Linked DNA regions of Homo sapiens: region 1 is linked to region 2. Evidence: read pairs that join two places in POLR2A ChIA-PET (ENCODE). Cell type or tissue: GM12878. All regions are shown on one strand. Each heading gives the region's core, and the rest is flanking DNA. Links, peaks and the distances in the headings are about the cores only.

Region 1 (11,120 bases), core at 3,719-8,718, 150 kb before region 2:
AAGATAGATTGAAAGAAGAAACACAGACTCCTACATAAAGAGAAGATGAAAATGTCAACAAATAGCTTAAATGATATAGAAAACAGAATGAGAATTTTAAAAATACATTTTACCAGAGTCTCAAGAAGAAAAGATAGATCATATGAGGGATAAGTGAATTTGAATAAGTAATGGCTGAGGTTTTGCAGAACTAAGAAATATCAATCTACATTTAAGAGACCAAATTAATTCTAAATAGAATAAACAAAAAGAAATTCATACTGCTATCTACTGTAGTTAAACTTTGGAATATCAAGCTGATTTTCAAATGTATGTGGATGAGCAAAATCCTATTAGTTGTTAAGATGTTGTTCAAGATGAAGTATAAAGAGGAGCTACTTGCTTTACCAGATACCATCTTATTACAATGCTATTGTAAATAATACAGAGGATTAGTTGTGCCGGAGTAAAAAAACAAATAACCTGTGAAACAGAAAAAGAAAAAAAAAAAACAGACAGAGCCCCAAATAGGACCACGTATATATGCAAACTCAGGATATTACAAAAATTACCTTGAAGATTATGACGGAAAGAAGAAAAATTTAATACAATTCATTTATACATATGGATAAAATCAAATAAGATTCCTACCACATACCATAGACAAAAATATATGCAAGATAGATAAATCCTTAAATGTAAGAGGGAAAACTTTAAAATTTTGATAGAAATTACGTGAGAACAAATTTTAAATTTGGGTTAGGGAATTTTTTTAAATGCTAACCATTAGAGATAAGATTGATAAATTTGTATTAAAATTAAGAAATTTTATGTATAAAAAGGCACTGTGATGAAAGTGAAAATCAACCCATTGTGAGAGACAGTATCTGTAACATACATAGCCAATAATGGATTAGCATTCAAAGAATAAATAACTTCTACAACTCAATAAACAGAATAAAATAACCCAAGGAAAAACTGGCATAAAAACCAAGAGTAGGAATATCACAAAATAAGAAGCATGAAGAGCCAATACAAATACAAATATATTGTCGTGTAATTACAGAATTGTAAATTAATACCACAGTGGATCACTGGTTGAAGTATAATTTGACATAACTGCATTGGAAACAATTTGGTCCCATCTTACATAGATGAACATTTCAAAGTTCCCATAGCCCACCCATTTTACTTCAAGGGATGATCTTAGGGAAATCCTTGCATGTACACACTAGTAGGCATGTACAACAATGGTTATAATAACATCATTCATAATAAAAATAACTATTTGAATGGAAGCAACACAAATATCCATCAACAAGAAAATGAATAAATCCTGATGAGGAAAATTATGCGACATGTAAGACGACATTTAGAAACATAATGTTGAGTTCTAAAGTCAGTCACAAAAGAGGACATTAAGATTATTATTCCATTTTTGTAATGCTCAAAAGCAAGCAAAGCCATACAATAGATTGCTTAGTGACATATGTATGTCACTAATAACAATGATGATAATAATAGTTAACAATTAAAACTTACACACTGCCTACTATTTATAAGGCCTCCTTATGTATGCTACAAATATATTAAACAATACAATTCTTACATGAGGAAAATATAATGATCATCAAAATACCAATTTAGAAACTGAGGCAAAGAGGATTCAAAAAACATGCTTATTGCAATTAGTCTGGCTCAGACTGCATTCTTAACCATTATGGTACACTACATAGAAATTATAATTGGGAGGCGTGTGTTAAGGCAGAGAGTTAGGATGAAAAGGAGCACACAGATTGATGCAAAGGCACTGGTACCATTTAAGCTCTTAGGTTCAGTGATGAGTTATAGGTGTTCATTTTGATACTTTCTACACACACACACACATATATAAAATACACATTATTTTGTGTTTTCAAGTTGTATAAAAATATTTTTGAAAGAATACAATATAATAATTAGGTTGTCTCACATGAATGGCTACTTCTAACAGCAAGATCAGATCTACCTTTCTCTACCATTCTACTTAATGATGGGTCTCCTGTAAGTATCACTAGTTTGTTATTTTCCTCCATACTAGCATTGTCCGAAATATTCTTTATGGATTCATTGTCTTATTAGTTACGATAACCCTATGCTTTAGATATTTTTATTCTCAATTTATTGTTGAAAAAAAGTAAAGCGCAGAAAGAGGTTAAGTATAGCAACGTGACACAGCTAGAAAGTGCCCTAATCAGAATTTTAACAATTCTGACAAACCTCTTCTCTGTGAAGCACAAGTTAGTCTCATCCACTTACAGCAGAAAAAGAAAGTAAATTAACTATAAAATGGACTATCTCAAATTCACATACCTGATTTTTTGCTAGTATTAATCCCTTATGCCAGTGGTTTCTAAGCATGAATTTATTTACCTTTTGTTCATAATAAATGTTTACTGAAGCCTAATATATAAGACTGATAAAAGCAAAACTGCTCTGGTTAGAACAAAGATAAAGATTTACCTACATAGACTTCCCAGGGGTTCTACTAAACATATTTAGAAAATTTACAATATTTTATTGGATAATTGAAAGGTGTCAGTGATAGACTGAATTATTGTATCCATTCTCCTATCTCTCTTTCCTATGGAAATGTAACCCATGCAATTGCCAGGATGCTTAGGTATGTCTCCTTTAAAACAGGCAAAGTATATTTTCTCTCCTTGTTGCTGTCAACATTAACCATGTGACTTGCTTTGGCCAGTGGAATAGTAGCAAATGTGACATGAGCACTTTAAGTGCTGTTATGTAATTTGACTTGAATTTTTGTGCTTCCACCATTACAGTTAGAAGAGCATGCTCTAACTTGTGCTTGTTCTACAATGGGATACGTGGAGGAAAGCCCAACCTGAACTGCAGATAAGCCCCCAGCTGAATCCAATCAAGTTCAACCAAGCTCAGAAAAACTTCAGCTGACCTACAGATATTTTCACAAGGAATAAAAATGGTTATGGCAAACCACTGGAATTGGGGATTGTTTGTTATGCAGCATTATTGCAGTAAAAACTGTCCAATACAATAACTGTGTTACAATTCAGAAAACATTGTATTAAAATAACAAAGTATGGAAGTCCAAAATATACCAAGTTCCTCCGAGTTTAAAACACTTCCATGAGACACATTACCACATAGTGAAAGAAGCATGACTTGGCTTCCAGTGTCTGACAGACTTGATTTGTTAGAAGGGAATCTGAAATTACTAAATATCTGGACCTCAGGATTCACAACCAACAAACAAGGTATTTGTCTGGATTAGAAATTATATATAGAAAGAGTTTAGAGCATGTATACATTTTACAAATGGTAGTTTATATTTATTACTACACGTTCTATTAAGCAAGTTAGTGGAAACCCAAGAACTGTTACAGAAAAAAAGCACCCTGAAAGCAGAGATATCTTATATTTTCCCTTGTTTTATTTTCCCATTTCTTATCTCAAAGAAAAGAAAATGGAAAACTCACTATGTCTATGGCATATGTACAAAATAAGGTAGTAACTAATGTAAAATCCCTTTATTTGAGATTTCAAGGCCAAAATTTCAATAATTAAGTTCCTACTATATTCTTTGTTCTGTTTCAATTATATTTTCTCATTTCATCTTCACAACATGGTTAGTCTTTAGAAAAAGCATAAGCTACATATGGTGACAATAGAAACACTCAGAAATTGCTTTGTAACCAGAATATACCTCCCACCAGAGAATTTGAAGCATATTTTGAGTTAATGCAAATATTCTCAGAAGGGATAATACTTTAGGTTATATTAATCATTTCTACATTATGATGAATAATTTTATCTGCTCTATTTATAAAAGCAAAAAGTAATAATTGGAAGTATATAATAATGGAAAAATTATAACTTATTAGATAGCAGATTGTATTATGAAGTAACAATGATCAGAAGGGTGAGACACCAGTGCCAAAATAGAAATAAAATACAAATAGAAATCAACACATAAATCATACAACTGATAAGAGTTTAGTGAATGATAAGTGAAGCATTTTTAAATCAGAAAAAAAAGTAGCGAAAAATTTTGGCTAACTACAATGTGACAAATTTAGATTCTTAGCTTGTACTTCTGTTGTTGCTGTTAGGTAGAGACTGCATTTTGCTATGTTGCTCAGGCTGGTCTTAAACTCCTGGGCTCATGCAGTCTTCCTGCTTCAGCCTCCCGAAGTACTGGGATTACAAGTGTGAGCCAACACATCTGGCTGACCTTGCACCTTAAGTCAAATTAAATTCCAAATGAATTAATGATTTAAATGGAAAAAGTAGAAGGGTAAAAGTCCCAGATTGAAAAAAAAGATAAATATTATATATCTCTGTGTTAAGGAAAGCTAAAAGGTAAGCCAAAAATGAAAAATTAATTGATCTAGCCTTGAAAAAATATAAAATATCCATCAAAAAAGACCCACAAAGTTAAAGACAAGAAACAAACTGAGAAAAATATATAAATTGTGTATGATACATCAATGAATTATATTACTAACACATAAAAAGGTCTTGCAAATGGATCAGAAAGATAATACCACAAATTCAAAACTTGGAAATGCCTGTGAGTAGCCAGTTCATGAAAGAAGAAAAGTAAAGGCTAGGCCTGGTGGCTCATGCCTGTAATCCCAGTGCTGCTTTGGGGGGGATGAGGCAAGAGGATCACTTGAGGCCAGGAGTTTGAGACCAGCGTGGGCAACATAATGAGACCCTATCTAAAAAAAAGAAAAAGAAAGAAAAGAAAGAAAGAAAGAGAAAGATTAATTATCCAGAAAGAAAGAAAGAAAGAAAGAAAGAAAGAAAGAAAGAAAGAAAGAAAGAAAGAAAGAAAGAAAGAAAGAAAAAGAAAGATTGATTAATTATCCAGGGATGGTTGTGCATGCCTATAGTCCCAGCTACTAGGGAGGCTGAGGACGGAGGATCGCTTGAGCCTGGGAGTTTACTATTGCAGTGAGTTATGATCTTGCCACTGCACTCCAGCCTGGGCCACAGAGAGAGACCCAGTCTCTAAAAGAGAGACTCATATTAAAAACAATAATAATTTATCATTTATCACCTATCAGATTAAACAAGAACATAAGAACATAATAATCCCTACTATGGAAACGGATACTCTGCATGGATGTGTCAATTAATACAAACTTTTTCAAATGAATTTGAGCAACTTATATCAGAAGGACCATGACCCAATGGGCCACAGTTTACAATTTATCTGAGGAAAATATCCAATAAAGTTAAATACTTCCACCTCATTTATAATACCGAAAACATGGAAAAAGCTTAACTAAATTGTGCAATGTTAGCCAATGCCTTGATTAAAAATGAAAATGGGCATATATGGATTTAGAAAGCTACTTAAGTGAGCAATATAGGCTACAAAAGTGAGTGCAAAGCAAAATGTTTGTGACTACATATACACAAAAAGCCCAGAATATTATATGCCAAAATGTTAAGAGTAGATATTGCTGGCAATTGGATCACAGATAATTTATTTTCCTTTGCTTATCTGCATTTTCCTGTTTTTTTTTTTTTTTAACAATTGCAATTGCTTGAAGAATCACTTTTAAGATAATTCATTCACTGCAGTCCTGATGAAGCTTGGGAGATAGAAGGGTAAAAAGAAAATCAATTTCCAATTAGTGGAAGCACAAAAGGTGAGAATGCAAGAAACAAACTTTACCTAACTCACAATTTGTTTATAAGCCAGTCTTGATCCCAGAAACACTGTGAGGTGATAGGATAAACCCAGAATATTTCTCAATGGCTCAAGAGCTTCTTCCCTTTGCTTATTTTTTAGAGTGTAATGCTGGCAGAGCAAAGAGCTTTGATTTTTTTTGAACCTTGATTATTAAATGGGGATCCCACAGTGACTATTTAATAACAAACATTTAAGTTTCCATTTTCTTATTGTTTAAGATTCTGAAGATGCCTGACATTTGTTGTCAAAAATTTATTCATCTATTATGCACCACTAAATCTGTGTGGTGTCCTACATTTGAACTCATCTTCTACAACACACAGAACCTGTTGACAAATGTCTGTTTTTTCCACAGCCTTCATGATATGATGACTCATTCCCCGGTGGGTGGTAGGTAACTCTGTCCTTGGTCACTAAGTGAATGATTTGGAAAGCCTTTGTGGCTGAATGTATTTGAGCTAAATGATGCAGTGGGAAAGATGGGGTCACAGAAAGAGCATAGCACTGCAGATTGTCAAATGGTGCATGGCAGGCATCAGAAATGTGGTGCAGATGGAGAAGCTGTGAATACATTTCAGGTACTGCAGCAATTAGAGCAAGCAGAAATCCACACCGGTTCTCCTTGGATATTGGAATATACTGTTAGTGTTCTCAAAAATACAGATGGTGTTTTAATACACATAATAGCCTTAACTCTCACCATCTGGACCCAAAAGAGACTTTTCTGCTTGGATTCCCTAATCAGTGACCATGTTTTACTGCATTAGGAGCAATTAGAAGTGACATTTCTTTATTTCTGTTTTTTTCTCAGCTGATAACCTTAGCATTCCCATTTTTTCTCTGATTTTTTTCCCTCTGCACCCTGTTACTTATTGCCCTCTCTGCTCTGAGTTGATTAGGACATCTGATTCCAGGCAATTCTACTCTGTCTCTCATTCATCATACACAAGCAAATTTATAGATGGGTAGTTTGAGCAGAACTCATTCTCCAAGGAAAGGTGACATGCTCATAACTAATGTGGTTTTGTCAACAAGCAGAGAAAGAAACATCTGACATGGACTTTTATGTTGTCTCTGTTGTACGGTTGGAAAGAGAGGCACCAGTTCCTGAGCTACAGTGAAGAAAATGCAAAGCAATCACTCAAGATACCATTCCATCACAGTGACAGGATAATTTTTTGAGATGCTGATTTGTGTCTTGCTCTCTTTTCCATTTTAAGAAAGAATTGGAGCCTCTTTTGCACACCGTTGCTTCAAAGGACATTGGTATTACCAGGCTGATAGCAGAGGTTACCTACAGACACTTTTATTTCCTACAACTGATTTTCTGAAAAAAAAATTTATAGTGAACTGTTTAAAGTGGAATAGGAAATAAAAGTGTTGTGGTTGAATTGTGTCCCCTAAAAAAAAGATATGAAATCCTAACTCCCAATACTTGTAAATCTTACCTAATTTGGCAATCGTGTTTTGGCAGTAATCAAGTTAAGATGAAGTCATGTTGGATTGGGGTGAGCCTTAAATTCAATAATTGGTATCCATGTGAATACACTGGGACACAGACACACCCAGGGAGAATGCCACATGATGGTGCATGCAGAGAATGGAGTGATGCAACTGCAGGTCAAGAGATGTCAATGAGTTCCAGCAACCAACAGAAAAGAGAGGAAAGAACAGGAGAGAGGGAAGGAGCAGATTCTCCTTCAACCTCCAGAAGAAACCAATCTTATCAACACCTTGGCTATGAATTCTACCTGGTACCACTTCTGCATTCTGCCATTGTATCTAATATTTGAGGAATCTGTGATTTGGTGGGCAGCAGCTTATTAAGGGGAACCAAGCTAGCTTAATAAATAAGACTTGGGAAGATATGTCATTCAATTATGTAAAAAGGTTTTTCATCTCACCTGCATTTACCTTTCTTGAACTTTTGCAGGTGCAAATGATATCAGATTGTACATTGAGCACTCACTATTGACACAGATGGCTTATTTTTAGCAAAATAGCTCCCGGAATACTTTATAGCACCTACACACAGAAAGAAATCTACATCTTGAAAAAATACAGCAAAGCTGTCAATTTGAACATGCAATTGCGTAATCAACGCTATTAAAAACTTATTTTGGGAAGCAGGACTGTACACTAAGAACTTTCCCTTGATGTTTTTCTATTAGACCATTTTAACAAGTCAATTTTTTCCAAAGATATCTAAGTGGATATATATAGCATTTAATATTTCTAGGCATGTACCTAGTATATGTGCCCAATGATTATAGGAAATTTGATGTTTAGAAAAATGTTTTATGGGAGGAAGAGACTGCAACTCTTAGAACTGTTAAGGATGTGATACATTTCTGACCTAAAGAAAGGCACAATTTAATCAGGAAAGGTAAGCACAAATGGCAAATAACACCACAACAAAACATCTACTGAGCTTGTTTAAAGTCATTCTGATATTTCATCTCTTAAGACTTCTGAGATCTATTTGAGCACTTTCAAACTGTGTGCAAATAAATGGAAAATGACAGCTGAAGGGCAAATAGTTTATGTATTTCTTTGAATTCTTTTTAGTACTCCATACCCTGAACCAAACAAACTCATCTCCATAGACAACACCTAGAAAATATTAGGTCACTAGACTGCAGTTGGAAAACTTATACAAAAATACATTTCAAAAATACACTTGGAATTGGTATCTTCCCCTTCACTGCCTTGAAACATTTTATAAACTTAAATTCTAAGAATGTCTTTTCCACTCTTCTCTGAAATGAAAATCCAGCTGATAAAAGAGAGCCCAACTTACTTTTGATTCTTCTATTTCCACAAAACACACATCAAGTTTTATAATGAATACTTCTTATAGCTCCTCTTGAAATTTCCAGAAACTTTGTTCCTTACCCATTCAGAAAGAAGTCAGATTCTCTTGGTTCTAATTCTCAAAGTTTGGTACCTTCGGTTCATTTCCATTTCTTTCAAGATGAGCTTTGCAGTCAGGGAAAATGGTTTCCACTTAATTTTCACTCAATCTATTAATAGGATAAGGTCTAAGCTACTGTAACAAAAACTCCTCAAAATAAAGTAGTTCAAATAAATGGACAGTTATTTTGCCATGTTGTAACAGTTAAAAGGGGTTAAGAGGGTCTGTTCCACAGAGTTATTCAGGCACACAGGCTGATGCAGCAGTTCTGCCATCTCCAAGGGGCCTCCAAGGTTGCTCTGTTCATGGTCTTTCCACCATTAAGATCAATATGAACCTACTCCTGTTTGTCCATTGCAAATGAGGGAAAGAGAAAGGGTCTAAGTCTCGTGATTTTCCTTAGGAATGAGATAAAATTTATGTACATCACTTATGTTGACTCCTCACTAATGAATATTTGTTAATAAGTTTATTTTTATTTTATTTATTTTTTATTTGTTATTCATTAATAATAACATTTAACCTAAGTGGCTACAGCTAACCACTTAGGTTAATACCACTTAGGTTAAACCAGTTAGGTTAACCACTTAGGTAACCACTAATTTAACTTAGGTTAAATGTTAAATAGCCTCACAGGACAGTTATGTGCCCAGAAAGAAAGAGAGAACAGATTGCTTGGAAACAAGAGTTTTCACACTCAAGGGTTACAAATCGTATGGTTCATTTATTTTTAACTTTGCCCACCAAGAATTACTAATAGTAGAGGCAGGTTATTTTGTTAGTTTTTCTTATTGAGGAGAAAATTAGAGAGTACCTCCATGAAAGAATAAAAAAGGAAGGAAGGAAGGAAGGAAAGAAAGAGAGAGAAAGAAAGAAAGAAGAGAGAGAGAGAAAGAAGAAAGAGAAAGAAGAAAGAAAAAGAAAGAAAGAGAAAGAAGAAAGAAAGAAAAGAAAGAAAGAAAAGAAGAAAGAAAGAGAAAGAAAGAAGGGAGGGAGGGAGGGAAGGAAGGAAAGAAAAAGAGAAAGATGAAAGAGAAAGAAGAAAGAAAGCAAAGAAAGAAAAAAGAAAAGAGAGAAAGAAAAAGAAAAAAAGAAGGGAGGGAAAGAAGGAAGGAACGAAGGAAATTGTTCACAAGAAGGTAAACCATAAATCTTGGTACTATTATTGTTCCTTTCTCATTCTGCATTTGCTAAACCAACAGAAATATTTCTAGTACCAGTGTATCAAGTGCTATCAAGTTATTTGGCTGGAAAAAATGACAGAGATTTCTTGCTCAATGGTCAAATTTTCATCTTGTAGAGCTCAGTGGGCTTGCTTGCTCTTATTATCTGCTGAGAACTGAGAGTTCTAGATTCAATTCAAAGAATTAAAGGAGGTTTAGTGCCTACAAATATAAGTTAGACAGATGTGGAAAACTAAACATGCTACACAAGAAAACTGTCACACTAAAGTTAATAGGAAATAAAATTTTTGAATATCTCAGAGGAATAAGAGATGGTCTTCTAAAGGGAAGGGAGAAAGCTAGTTGGGCAAATGGCTAAATATTTTTGAAGAGAGAGAATGACTATAAGTTCAATCTTGTTTACCCTGGCTAGTTCTACCAAGAACAGTGCAAAAACTTGATAGGAATAGTCTGAGGCCATCCACCTAGGGAACCCTATTTACTCAACCCTCTAGTTTTAATTTCTAATAATATCCATGATCTCATACTTGTACTCTGCCAACTGTGGCCCTGGGCCTTTAACTGTAGCCACTATTTCCACTCACAATGGTAGTGAGCACCTGAAATCCAAGAGTCACATATATTGTATGCATGTATTAAGACCAGCCTTTAGCTTAATTTCTGGACCCACTACTCATACTAGCATCTCCATTGCTTGGTGCTATTCTCCGTGCTTATCATCTGCCTCTGTCCCTTGTTCTTGGTTTAGTCTTTGTAGACTTTTATCTCTGGCACACTGTGGGTGACTTTACAAGGCCTAGGCCTGAAGGCATCTGATTTGTCAGACTACTTCCCACCTAACCATCTTTCTTCTACTCTGCCCTGTCCTTCAGGAGAATTGGATCTGACATTTCAGGTTCTGCATTGGCAGAATTGGGGAAAGTAGATTTGGGAAGATTCTGGAAATCTGATAGCAATTAACATTGAATAAACAGTTGTAGTATGTTCTGCAAGGTAATATGAATAATATGAACTGCCATTCCTAGATATACAAGCGGCATATAGTCTAAGTGGAGAGACAGCAGAACTGTGCAAAACACATGCAAATTAAACAAATGTTTACCTGGTACTCACAAAAGCAATGAAAATAAATTTTCTCTGTAATTTAAACCAACAACTCCTTCCTACGATTATGAATAACTAAGTCAGAAGTGTATTTGGGGATGTGAATGATTCATATAATGGTCGAAATATCTTACTTTCAATGCATAAATATATACAGCTTTGTAATAGAATTACATTTTCCATGACATACAATTTTCTATGGTCATCCTAT
Region 2 (11,120 bases), core at 3,042-8,041:
ATATTTAAATATGGTCATACTTAAATATTAATATTGGTGATCATCAAGGAAGTCCAACTTTATTGGAAATTACGACGTCCATTGAGAGGCACTACAAATACACAGTTCAATGATTCCCCAGTCAAGGAGGCACTTCTATAATTTGGGGAAATTTTTAGGAGGGCACAAGAAAAGCACTGTAACATTCAGAATGTCAGTGTCTGAACTGATAACAATGCTATGAGAAGGGTCCCAGCTCTTTGTAAACACAGTTTCAGTTAAGATCACAGAGAAGATTTTTCCACAGATGGATAATTCCAAGGATATAGTCAAAATCAGTAGCAAAATAAGATTTGATTTCTAGGGATTCACTGCAGAGCTAAATGTGTTGGAATAATTTGGAAAGTAAATGATACTGCATTTTTAAAAGATATCATCATTATTTCAAATCTTCTTCTCATTTTTCCAAATGGTGGTATTTTATTTCAGGTGCTCATCTTTTGGCTTCCTTTCTTAAATCTGAAAACTAAGTTCCCCATTTCCATGCGCACCATTTCCTCAGCCCACTTTAAAGGAAAGTCAAACTGTTTTCTAGAACCTTACTTGTTAGGCTGGATTTTTTATAAAATTTTCTTAAAATATTTAAAAAGATTTGCTAGACAGAAAAAAAATAGCCCCTCAAATATATATTCCATTTCTAATCCTCAGAACCTGTGACTATCACTTTATATGAAAAAAGAGTGAGCATTACCTTATATAGCAGAAGACCTGATTAGGAATGTTGAACAGGAGCATTATCCTGTATTATCTGGGTTGGTCCTAAATGCAATCACATGGACTCTTATAAGAGAGAAGCAGGCCGGGAGCGGTGGCTCATGCCTGTAATCTCAGCACTTTGGGTGGCCGAGGCGGGTGGATCATGAGGTCAGGAGATCGAGGCCTTCCTGGCTAACACGGTGAAACCCCATCTCTACTAAAAATACAAAAAAATAGCCGGTCGTGGTGGCGGGCTCCTGTAGTCCCAGCTACTCGGGAGGCTGAGGCAAGAGAATGGCGTGAACCTGGGAGGCGAAGCTTGCAATGAGCCGAGATCACGCCACTGCACTCCAGCCTGGGTGACACAGCGAGACTCTGTCTCAAAAAAAAAAAAAAAGAGAAGCAGAGGGAGATTAGACACAGACACTCAGAGGAGAAGACTATGAAGACAGAGCAGGGAGCGGTGCAGCCACAAACAAAGAAATGCCAACCACCACCAGAGGAAGAAGTAGAGGATTCTCCCCCTCCCCACTCTGGAGGTAGACAACACCTCAATTTTAGACTTCTGGCCTCTCAAACTGTGAGAGAGTAAAATTATTCTTTAAACCACTAGATTTATGGTAATTTGTTACAGCAGCCACAGAAAACTAATACAATAGGTAAAAACACAAGAAACAAAGGAAACAAAAAGACGTAATTAAAAAAAAAGTCCCCCTCCAGAAAAAAATAAATATATCTTTTTCTATTGATAACTATCATTTACCAAGCACCTGCTGGATAGGTGCCAGAGAAGGATTTACATGCTTTATACACATAATCCTAATAATCCTAATGCTTACCAAAACCCAGCAATGTAAATGTGATTATCCCCATTTTGCAGATGAGAAAAATTGACTGGCCCAAGGCCACATACAGTAAGTAAACAGAATTCCTCAGATTCAACCCAGACGCATTCGACTCTAAACTTTCCACTGTTCCGGCAACACTCTGCTGCATCCCATACTTCTCTTTTTAGCCTCCCCTTTCTGTCCCTGTCAGCCCTCTCTCCATCCAATTGCAGAGCATACTTGCAACTGTTTATTTTGCTATTAACCAGCTGCAAATATTTCCTTCCAAATGCCCGGGAGCCAACCAATTGCATTCCTGGCATTTGTAGGAAACACAAATCATAAAAATAAACCATTAGGCAATATGCCTCAAATACCATGGCCTGTAATCTTTTTTTTGAATCTCTTGAATTCCTATATCCGGGCCCTATGCTATCTAGACAGGTTGCTTGCTCCTCTACACCACACCAACCCCGATTTACCCCAGATCAGACACATTTCCAGCAACTCCCTGGCTTCCAGGGCTACAACCTTGTTTGGATAAAAACCGAATTTGAGATTACCAACAAGATCTTATCCATCCTGCTAAGCTCCCTCTTTCTCCCAGTCTCATCTACTCCCCCGTATCCTTTCCACTGGTTCATCCATCCCTGATCCACTATAATTTAGGCCTCAATGTGTTTTCCCAGGGCAAGAAATCACTAATAAAATCTCATTCTCTCCGAGACTTACACATGTATATATATATATATATATATATATATACACAAACCATGGCTTTAGCAGGTATTTATTTCTTGAGGCACAAAAAGACAGCTGAACAAAAATAAAAACATAAATTTCTATATTGTTAGAATAACCTAGGACAAAAACCCCTCTTTCTCCTAATGGTGGGAAAGGAATACTGCTCCTCTCCATCCTCACCCAGCTGCCTTTCTCCTTTCTGCTAGAAGAGATCTAAATTCTCAGGGCTTATGTATCATCCTGGCTTAGGGGCAGGAGCTTCTGGTCTGAGAGTCCTCCTCTGGCCTGGCCTGTGTAGTTCAGCCTCCAGGTCTTAGGTTTTAGCCCAGGAGACAGATGGTAATAGGGCTTTGTCTCCAGACTCAAGCATCCATCAAGCTTTGCTCAAAAAGCTCAGTTGTCTTGCTGCTCTGCTCCCCTTCAGCCCTTGCTAAAACTGCTGATCCTCTGAGACCCTCTAGCCTGGATCTTGACCATTGAGGCCTCACCTCCCAATCACCCCACTAACCCCTGGCAGACAGACATCTCACAGTTTTCAATTATAGTTTAAATCCCCTCAGGCACAATGTTTCAGGTTTCCTAGATGCATCCAGGGAGGAAGGGGTTTGAGGGTGAGGCAGAGGAAGGGGTGACTCAGACCCTTCTGTGTGAAGTAGCACATCACCATCTCCATCTACTAAGGCAGCCCCACATGGATATAGAGTCTGGGAGGTGTCTCCTTCTGGAATTCCAAACAAGAAGCAGAGCAGCATGCCAGTCCCTCCTTTTTTTAGAACCCTTCACCCCTCTGGGGGACTTAATCTCCCGCTCCAGGCTTCAATTGCAGGGCGACAAGGAGGAGGACCCTCTCTAGCATCCACACTCAGGCTTTTCATTGAAAATCCTCCCAGAGCTCCTCCCTTAATTAAGCCTAGCAAGAATTCAAAAGTCCTCTTCATGAGGAAAGGAAAGCTGCCCCAAAGGCGTGGTGAATCCTCCATATTCTCTGGTTCAGGGTAGAAACTCAGCACCTCCACCTACTTGGCTTTGCTCTTGGTTTCTCATATGAAGTTTTTAAATTTCAATGAAACATTTTTTCTTCCAAGTGCCTCCTAAAAGTATATTGGCTTTTAGAGTATTCTGTGTCTGTGGTGGTGGACTTCAAAAAAGGAGACAAAACTTGAGGCCAAGTGAGAACTACTTTGTCCATGTGGTTGTATCTGCATTTATTCAAAAGCAGTAAATGTATTGCTCCAGTGCATGGAGGAACCAGGCATATAATTAGAAATTACTAGCAATGAAAGATGCAGCATTGAGTTTTTTACAGGCACTATTTTGCAACATTATGCAAACACCATAATCTAGGTTTATACTATGGTTTACAATTTTATATATTATTATTGTAATGGTGCGATTTAGCAATATCTTTGAAAAATAGTGCTTACTTTTGTTTAGTTTTGAAATCAAAACTGCACATTTATTTGCTCATTTTTATTTCAAAATTGAACAATTTAAAGTAGTTTACACATTTAAAATCTGATGTGATATGGCATATCAGGACTAGTAACACTGCTCACAAAAAGCATGTGTATTTTGCAGATTACTCTATTATTTTTACATTTTGTCACATTTTATTGTTGAAATGTTATAATAACAATACTTGAGAATGAAATTTTAGAGTTACTCTTGGCTCCATCATCCTATGAGGCTAAGAGGATATGCTATAAATTACTAAACTAATTCCATCTTATTGGATATTAACTTTTTTTTAATTATACATAGTTTTGGATAATGATGCAATAAATAACTTTGCATGCACATATTTTCTTTATTACGTTACTTACTTGAGATCAAATGCCAAGATTTCAATTACTAAGTCAAAGGGCAGAGTTGGCACTAATCAATGTCTTCACAAAGCACAAAGGTTACCTCAATGCCTTTCCTTGCTAAACTCAGTGCCCTTTAATGCTACCTATGAGTTTTTTATGAAGCTAAGATTACTGCAATAAAACAAGTTTTTATAAAAGTCTTTACTTCTTTCATGGTAAAGTGACCTTTTTATGTTTACACAATATATCATAAAACAACCTCAGAAGTTCAATAGATCTAAACTCAGTAACCTATAATGTTATCTGCAATAATTTTTTTCTGACTGTTTCAGGGTTCAGGTGAACTTATGGACACATAATACAAGTCAAAGTGCAATATGAGACATGTTTCGCATGTGGCTTCACATGCAGATAAGGCATTAGTATGAAAATAAGTACACCTTAAAGTAGGTAGCAAATTATAAAATGAGGTTGCTTTTATAATTTATTATATTGAGCTTGTAGCATTATGGTCAATATTAGACCTGAACAACCAAGGAAATCACTGATAGAGAGAGGGGGCGGGGGGGGCTTCAAATAGAAAGACTTCTTAGAAATTTTAAACCTTGCTCTTTATATCAAGGCTTTCGTAGAACTTTAAGAATGTTTTTAAGCTTACCTTCATTATGCAAAATGATTTTCATGTATATCTGAATCTATTGAAAAGAAGTAAAAACCAATGTCACAATGTCATTAACACTGTTATTTCAGAAATATATTTATTGGTTCCTAGTAGTCTATGAAGAACAAAGCAGATCAAACTAGCAAGTTACTAAATTGCTACAATTACTACAGATACTATCCATTTCAGTAGCTAAGAGGCATGTAGATATACTAAACAATATGAAGGAGGTATTTTATGCCCAGTGGAATGAATTCTAGGAAATTGAGCTCAAGAAAACCGAATTAATATCAGAGTTCTACTACCAAGCATGAGACCTTTCCTCTCCCTGCCCTCTAGTTTGGACGTCTACAACATAAGGGACAGGGCTGTGCAAGACCTTTCCAAGCCTTGTAATATTATCATTCCACAGCAAGGGCAGCAGCAGCAGCACTACTCCAGCATGAAGGGATTCAATGACAGTAACCAATGTAACACGTAATTGTCACGTAATTATAATGCAAACCTCTTCACAGTTAACCAAATGAGCAGTATACACAAACGTCCTTTTACCCCTCTCTTAAAGTATGATCAGTGGCAGGTGTAGCTAAATATTCACAGCATAAAAATCTGTATCATGTTTTTATACTTAGTGACCAGCGAATTATTGGATGGCATTACTACCTAGCCCAATCATTACTTTATGACCCTCCAGCAATATTTTTTTCTTTCTTTCTAAGTCTGCTTGCTAGGGAGAGGAATTTTTTTTTAACAAATCCCAGGAATGGAACTCTGAAGACAAAAATTAAATTAAATTAAAAGTTGATTGCAAAATCATAAAATCACATCATTTGCTTTCCTCACCCTTTTTGTTTCATTTCGGATTCTGCCTCCTTTGTGAAGCCTTTTCTGATGTTCCCAAGTCAGAAGTGAGATCTCTCCCCCTCCACCCCCACACCTCTCTTCTGTAATTCTACCTTCTTCAAGGACTTTATCATAACTTCAAAGCACATAGCTCTCTCTCTCTCTTTTTTGGTAACAGTGGGTAAATACTTGTCCTAATGTCTCCTACGAGATTTTAAGCTCTTTCTGAGGATAATTTTTTTCTTTTATTATCCACATATTGCTCACAATACATAGTATCTTAACAGTATTATGTTACTTGTTGACTTGAATCAATGATAATTTAATTAATTAGCTCCACATTATTTTACTTCCTATAACAGTATTTATATGATTGAGGCTGACATCAAGCCACCCTGATAGGTCTAAGTGGTGTGATTATGCAGGAGCCTACAATAAAACCATAGTTTTTTTTTCTTCTTTTATTCTCATGGAACATCTGGACAACATGAGCTGTGGTTTTGAAGTCATGGGAACCATGAAAACACTTGTGCCGATTCACAAAGATGATCCCATGATGGACCTCTCAAAAAGAGTTTATATTCCTAGTACTCCTTACAGATTGTCCCCTTGCAGAAGCACAGGAATAGCAGGTTCTATATAGCTCTACCAGGTTGGAGAAGTGCATATGCCCTAATCTGCTGCTCTCACAACAACAGTTTTGTCTACCCTGAATTTTAGGGTCTACTCTTTTTAGGCCTCTCTGCCCTGTGATATCTGGATGAGCAGGGACCTTGGAGGCACTATTCTCATGAAGAATAGCCCCCAAAAGACCTCAAGGACTACAGGTAGCTTAAAGATAAAATCAGGGCCACTAGTTTCTAATCATAACACCTCTTATAGGAATGTATTATCCTTACATAAGTCAGCACAAGTCAAAGTCATAAAGCATTTTAAGTCATTAAAATTATACTTTGCCTTTAGCTATAGTGTTAGACAAGACTGGATTAAGATATTTTGCTTAAATAACTCTAATAAAGTCATTGATTTAAAATATCCAATTTTTGTTTTGCAGATAAAAGCATATAAGTAGCCAATAAGAACAAAATAACATTTACTATCAAATATAAAATATCATGTTCAAAAATGCTTTCAAAACTCTATGGCTTTACATAAATAATAACTCACCCTGCAGAATTTTGTATGTGTTTTGCACTTAAAGAGTTAATCTATGGTTTTATAAAATCTCTTTTAATCCACTTCAGTTATATTTTAAGTATCACTTTCAACAAGTCAAATAAAAACAAACTCTGACAAACTTGTCTGCCACACTTTACCCAAAAATTAAGCCAGTAAAAGTTTTCAGATTGTTTGAAAACTATTAAACCTACTGTGCATACTTCCCGAGTTGTGAGTTGAGAAAATGCTAGGAAAGTTAGTGCCATATGGTCCATGTACTAATGGAGTTAAAATACAGATAAAACCAAAGTCCTTTGCCATGTATTTGTTGCCAAGTAGCTTGATGAATCTATGTTCTATTGTTCAACTTGATCACATTAGGGGCCATGCTTCTTACTTCTTTTGAATCTTAAAAGCAAAACGAAGTTATCTATAAAGGTTAGATAATGTTGGTTAAATGAAAGAACATAATATAGCTCAGAAAATAGAAAGAAAATCTAATTAAGACTAAGCCACAAAATACTTATAAATATTGAGAAATGTCTCTGATACCTATCTATACCTATATAAATTCTCTTAACCTTCAAAATTCAGCTCAAGCTTACATCTTCTACACATCCCTCCTGACTTCCTCTCTCCAAATTCCTACAACACATAAACTCTCGAAACTATACAACTTAGAAAAATTAGACAAGTGTGATATTAATTGTTCTTCCTTGCTCTGTCTTGTCCTGTCTCCACCTCCAACAGAGATTGTAACTCTCTTGAAGGGAAGCAGTGATTCTTCTGTGTGTCCTCCAAAGTGACTAGTAGTGTACTTAGCACAGAGTGGGTATTCAATTGAATTCAATGAATTACAAAGATGATGTATAACTTAAGATTCCTAAGGAGAGCTCTCATTTTGGTAAAATGCACTCCCTATTATCTCAGTTATTGATATTTTTCAATATTGAAAAAGCATATGCTCAAGGGATACCTATATATTTGCAGTAGATACTAGTAGAATACTCACGTGACTTTAATGACTACCTAAGGTCTATGCCACCTAAGATGCATCATGACACAAACATAAGGGGTGGGAGAGAGATATAATTATAATCTTCAGGTGTTTAGATGCATTTTCTTGTGTGCAGCTGCTATTATCTCTACTTATCATTGATGTGTCATTTTATATTCTGGCAGCAATGATTATTCCTAATTATATATGGGAAAATAAATTGTAATATGTATTTAATACAAACACTCTGTCATTTGGGTAGTTATGTCAAACGGTTAATCATGTTTAAAACTAACAGGAGGACAGATTAGGGGGCAAAAATATGTTATGAAAAGACAACCCTCTTTTTCCATAGTCTTGATTTAAAATTTAACCTAAAGGTTAGAAAAATGGTTTCAAGACGCATATTAGTATTTTTACCAAAGAACAGTTTCTCCTTGGAACATAAAGAATTCTTTTGAATCAGAATATCTCTGCAAACAACAGTCTCTTCCTTGTGAGACTCGTCTCTCATGTTCAACCCCTTACTTCTGCCCCATGGTAGGACAAGGCAAAAGAATCCATCATTTCAGCTACAACTCAGCCGTTTTCTAACTGACAAGATGTTAGGGAGCAGTTCAAAAAAGAAGCTTAGTTTAGTATTTTGTCCCAAATTTCTCTTATAAGTATGATTATTCTGGTTTCTCCCATGCATAACTCTGTCTTGCAAATAAAAACTATTCCATCAGACAAGTCCAATGTAATTAAATAGATTTTAAAAACAAACAAACCTGGATTCTGCAATCAACCTGATAGAATTATTTACCTTGGGCGATGGGACATGTGGCTATTTACAAAATAGGCTTAGATAATATTGTTTCTTAGCTAAATGCCATAACTGTTAATAAATTTAGAAAAAAAAATCAAAGGGAACACAAAAGCAACAATCATATCTATGAGCCCTCAAAATATTTCTAGACTTGTACAAATCTACTTGTGGTCACATGGCAGCTATTTATTTACAAAAGCATATTTCTTTTGTAAGAAAATATTACGGTTTCCTCCAATTATTGCAACATTTCTTTATGAAATAAGATTTCCAGCTGGTAAAATTCAGGGAAGAATTGCCATTCTTAAGAATTTCTCAGTGATTGCAGAGGTCATTCACACCTCTCCAATACTTACAACATCGTGAAAGTCAAGTATTTAACATTATGAGACTCTGTATTGGAAAACAATGGAAATCCATAGCCACCCCATCTAACTGGAAGCTACTATATATATGTTAACCTATACCTGCCACAGATTGGTGCCTCTCCACACCCATCTTGGAGAACACCAAAGAAATATTTAAGGGTGAGTAAATTTTCTAGGATTTCAGGCGAGTGAATGTGCAGACAGGCTAATCTGGGAAGAACAAGTGAAGGAAACCCTGGTGTAGGCTAGGAGAAAGCAGCCAGGATGGGGGGAGAATGACCACAAGTTGTGCTGGAAAGAGGGAAATGATAACAACTGTCTCCAGAGTCTGTTCACAAGGCAGCATTTCTCCAAGGTGTAGAAGACATTTTGCATCCCAAGAACAACTGAGAAGAAAATAGAGGATGATGTTCTAGCGATATGAATTCAAGATCCTGAGGCTTTAGGGTCCTGTTAGTCCCCATGACAACTCACCTATTATTAATAAGCCACAAGTGGAGGAACAGGTACTACATTCTTCATCTTCTATAAGTTAACACAGCTATTCATCTTCAGTGAGAAGGCGGTCATAAGAAAACCTGGTTTTATGAGCAAGAAGAGTCTAGAAATAAACACTCCCAATTTGCCGTTAGCCATTATGAATAAGGCAGCAAAATTAATTTATTTTAATGCTATACCCAAGAGGCACATGTTTTTCTTTCTATGTGATTACAAAAATGCCGAATGTCCCCCGAGGACAGAAGTCCTTTTTTAGACTTTAAGAACAGACAACCCAATTTTCTCTGAGTTTGTTTTTTCCCCTTTGAGAATGCACTTAATTTGTTAATGCAGGAGTGCATTTGTCACCAATAAAATTCATCTTCACTGTACAAACAGATGCCTGAAATTAGTCCTTATAGAGGGAAAGCTAGGGGGAGTGTACTTGGTTGCATGTTATGAAAACATAATTCAATTATTTAATTTGTAATAAGATTTTCTATATCCAACAATTGCATGAACAACACTAAAAAGATCCTGAAAGATCATGATTTTATTCATTTCTACCAAGCATTGGCTTTTATAATTATAGATCAAAAAAGCAAATTCTGTTTTTTAATAGGGGCTTCACTGCTGTTAAGTGAGGCCAAAAGCTGTCAGAGTATATTGCTTTCAACATTGTTATTTATCAAAAAGAGTAAAATTGTGACTATTTGCAAGACACTACGTTAAATGTTTTAAAAGAAAGAAAAAAAATGGATGGAACATGACTGCTGCCCTCAAGTTATGCACAACCTAATAGGGACACCCACGTTGACATAAATAACTGCCTACAAGATAGTGTAGGGAAGTGTCATGAGTGAGTTTGGTCAGAATGTTTTTGGCTGCAAATAACAGAAACTCAAATTAAACTAGCTTAATGATAAAGAAATTTAGTAAAATGCAAAAGAGGAATTACAGAGTTGGGGCAGCTGCAGGGACTCAATCATGTCCTCAGGGACCCATTCCTCCCATCTCTCCAAGCTGCCCATCAGAGCATTGTTTCCTCCTATGGCTGGTTACCTGGTCCTGAAATGGCTGCCAGCAGCAATCAGAGCAACATGCTTCCCTGTTCACATTCAGCAGGAGAGAAAGGCTGAGTTCTTTTTCCCAAGTCCCCTTTCTTGTATGGCACAGGCCCACACTGAGCTCATGCCTGACAAGGTGGGTGAGATTAACCTTGATTGATTTAGACGGATCCAAGGGGTGGGATGGAGGTTGGAGAGCCAGACACAACGTCCACCAAAATGTGGGAAAGAAAACCCTGAAGCAGATCCTGTAATTGCCCAAACTGGGTAGCTTCTTTGGGAGTTGGTGAGTGATCCTGAGGTTCAGAACTGCCAGCAATGGTAGACAATAGGCAACACCTAGTATGGGAAAAATGTTTTTAGAGCCTCTGAGAGATGATTCATTGTGCCTTCATGACATTTCTAAATTTGGATAAGAGGAATACCTCAGTATTCTCCCTTCCTCCTAAAGTCAGATAATCATTCTAAAGTGGTTGCCAAGCATTTTTCCAGCTGATATTTCTAGCTCCTTCCAAAACAGTCTGTCACTAAACTCACCCACTCTACATAGGAGGAGGAGAAGGAGGAGAAGTTGCAGTGATATTACTTTATATAGAGACAAGAATTCTTCAGTTTTGTCAGCTTTTG

Evidence for each region. ChIA-PET counts read pairs that join two places held together with the same protein. Peaks named below come from ENCODE experiments on the same cell type or tissue, not always from the same donor. Only the 100,000 strongest peaks of a DNase experiment are listed, where the experiment ranks them.
Region 1: POLR2A ChIA-PET joins it to region 2 with 6 read pairs; 2 of 35 experiments call an interaction of 5 or more read pairs at or near these places.

What each region holds. Positions count from the first base shown.
Region 1 is chr12:90,169,399-90,180,518 of GRCh38, reverse strand. No RefSeq gene overlaps it. Among named protein-coding and RNA genes, the nearest start is that of LINC02392, 120 kb to the left of the region's middle. In GM12878, for the core only: no CTCF peak of the experiment used is centred there; a DNase peak (open chromatin) is centred at 6,178.
Region 2 is chr12:90,015,209-90,026,328 of GRCh38, reverse strand. It overlaps LOC105369890 (a long non-coding RNA gene), which reads right to left. Exons shown (of 13, transcript XR_001749246.2): 8 at 4,773-4,809. Among named protein-coding and RNA genes, the nearest start is that of LINC02399, 73 kb to the right of the region's middle. In GM12878, for the core only: no CTCF peak of the experiment used is centred there; no DNase peak of the experiment used is centred there.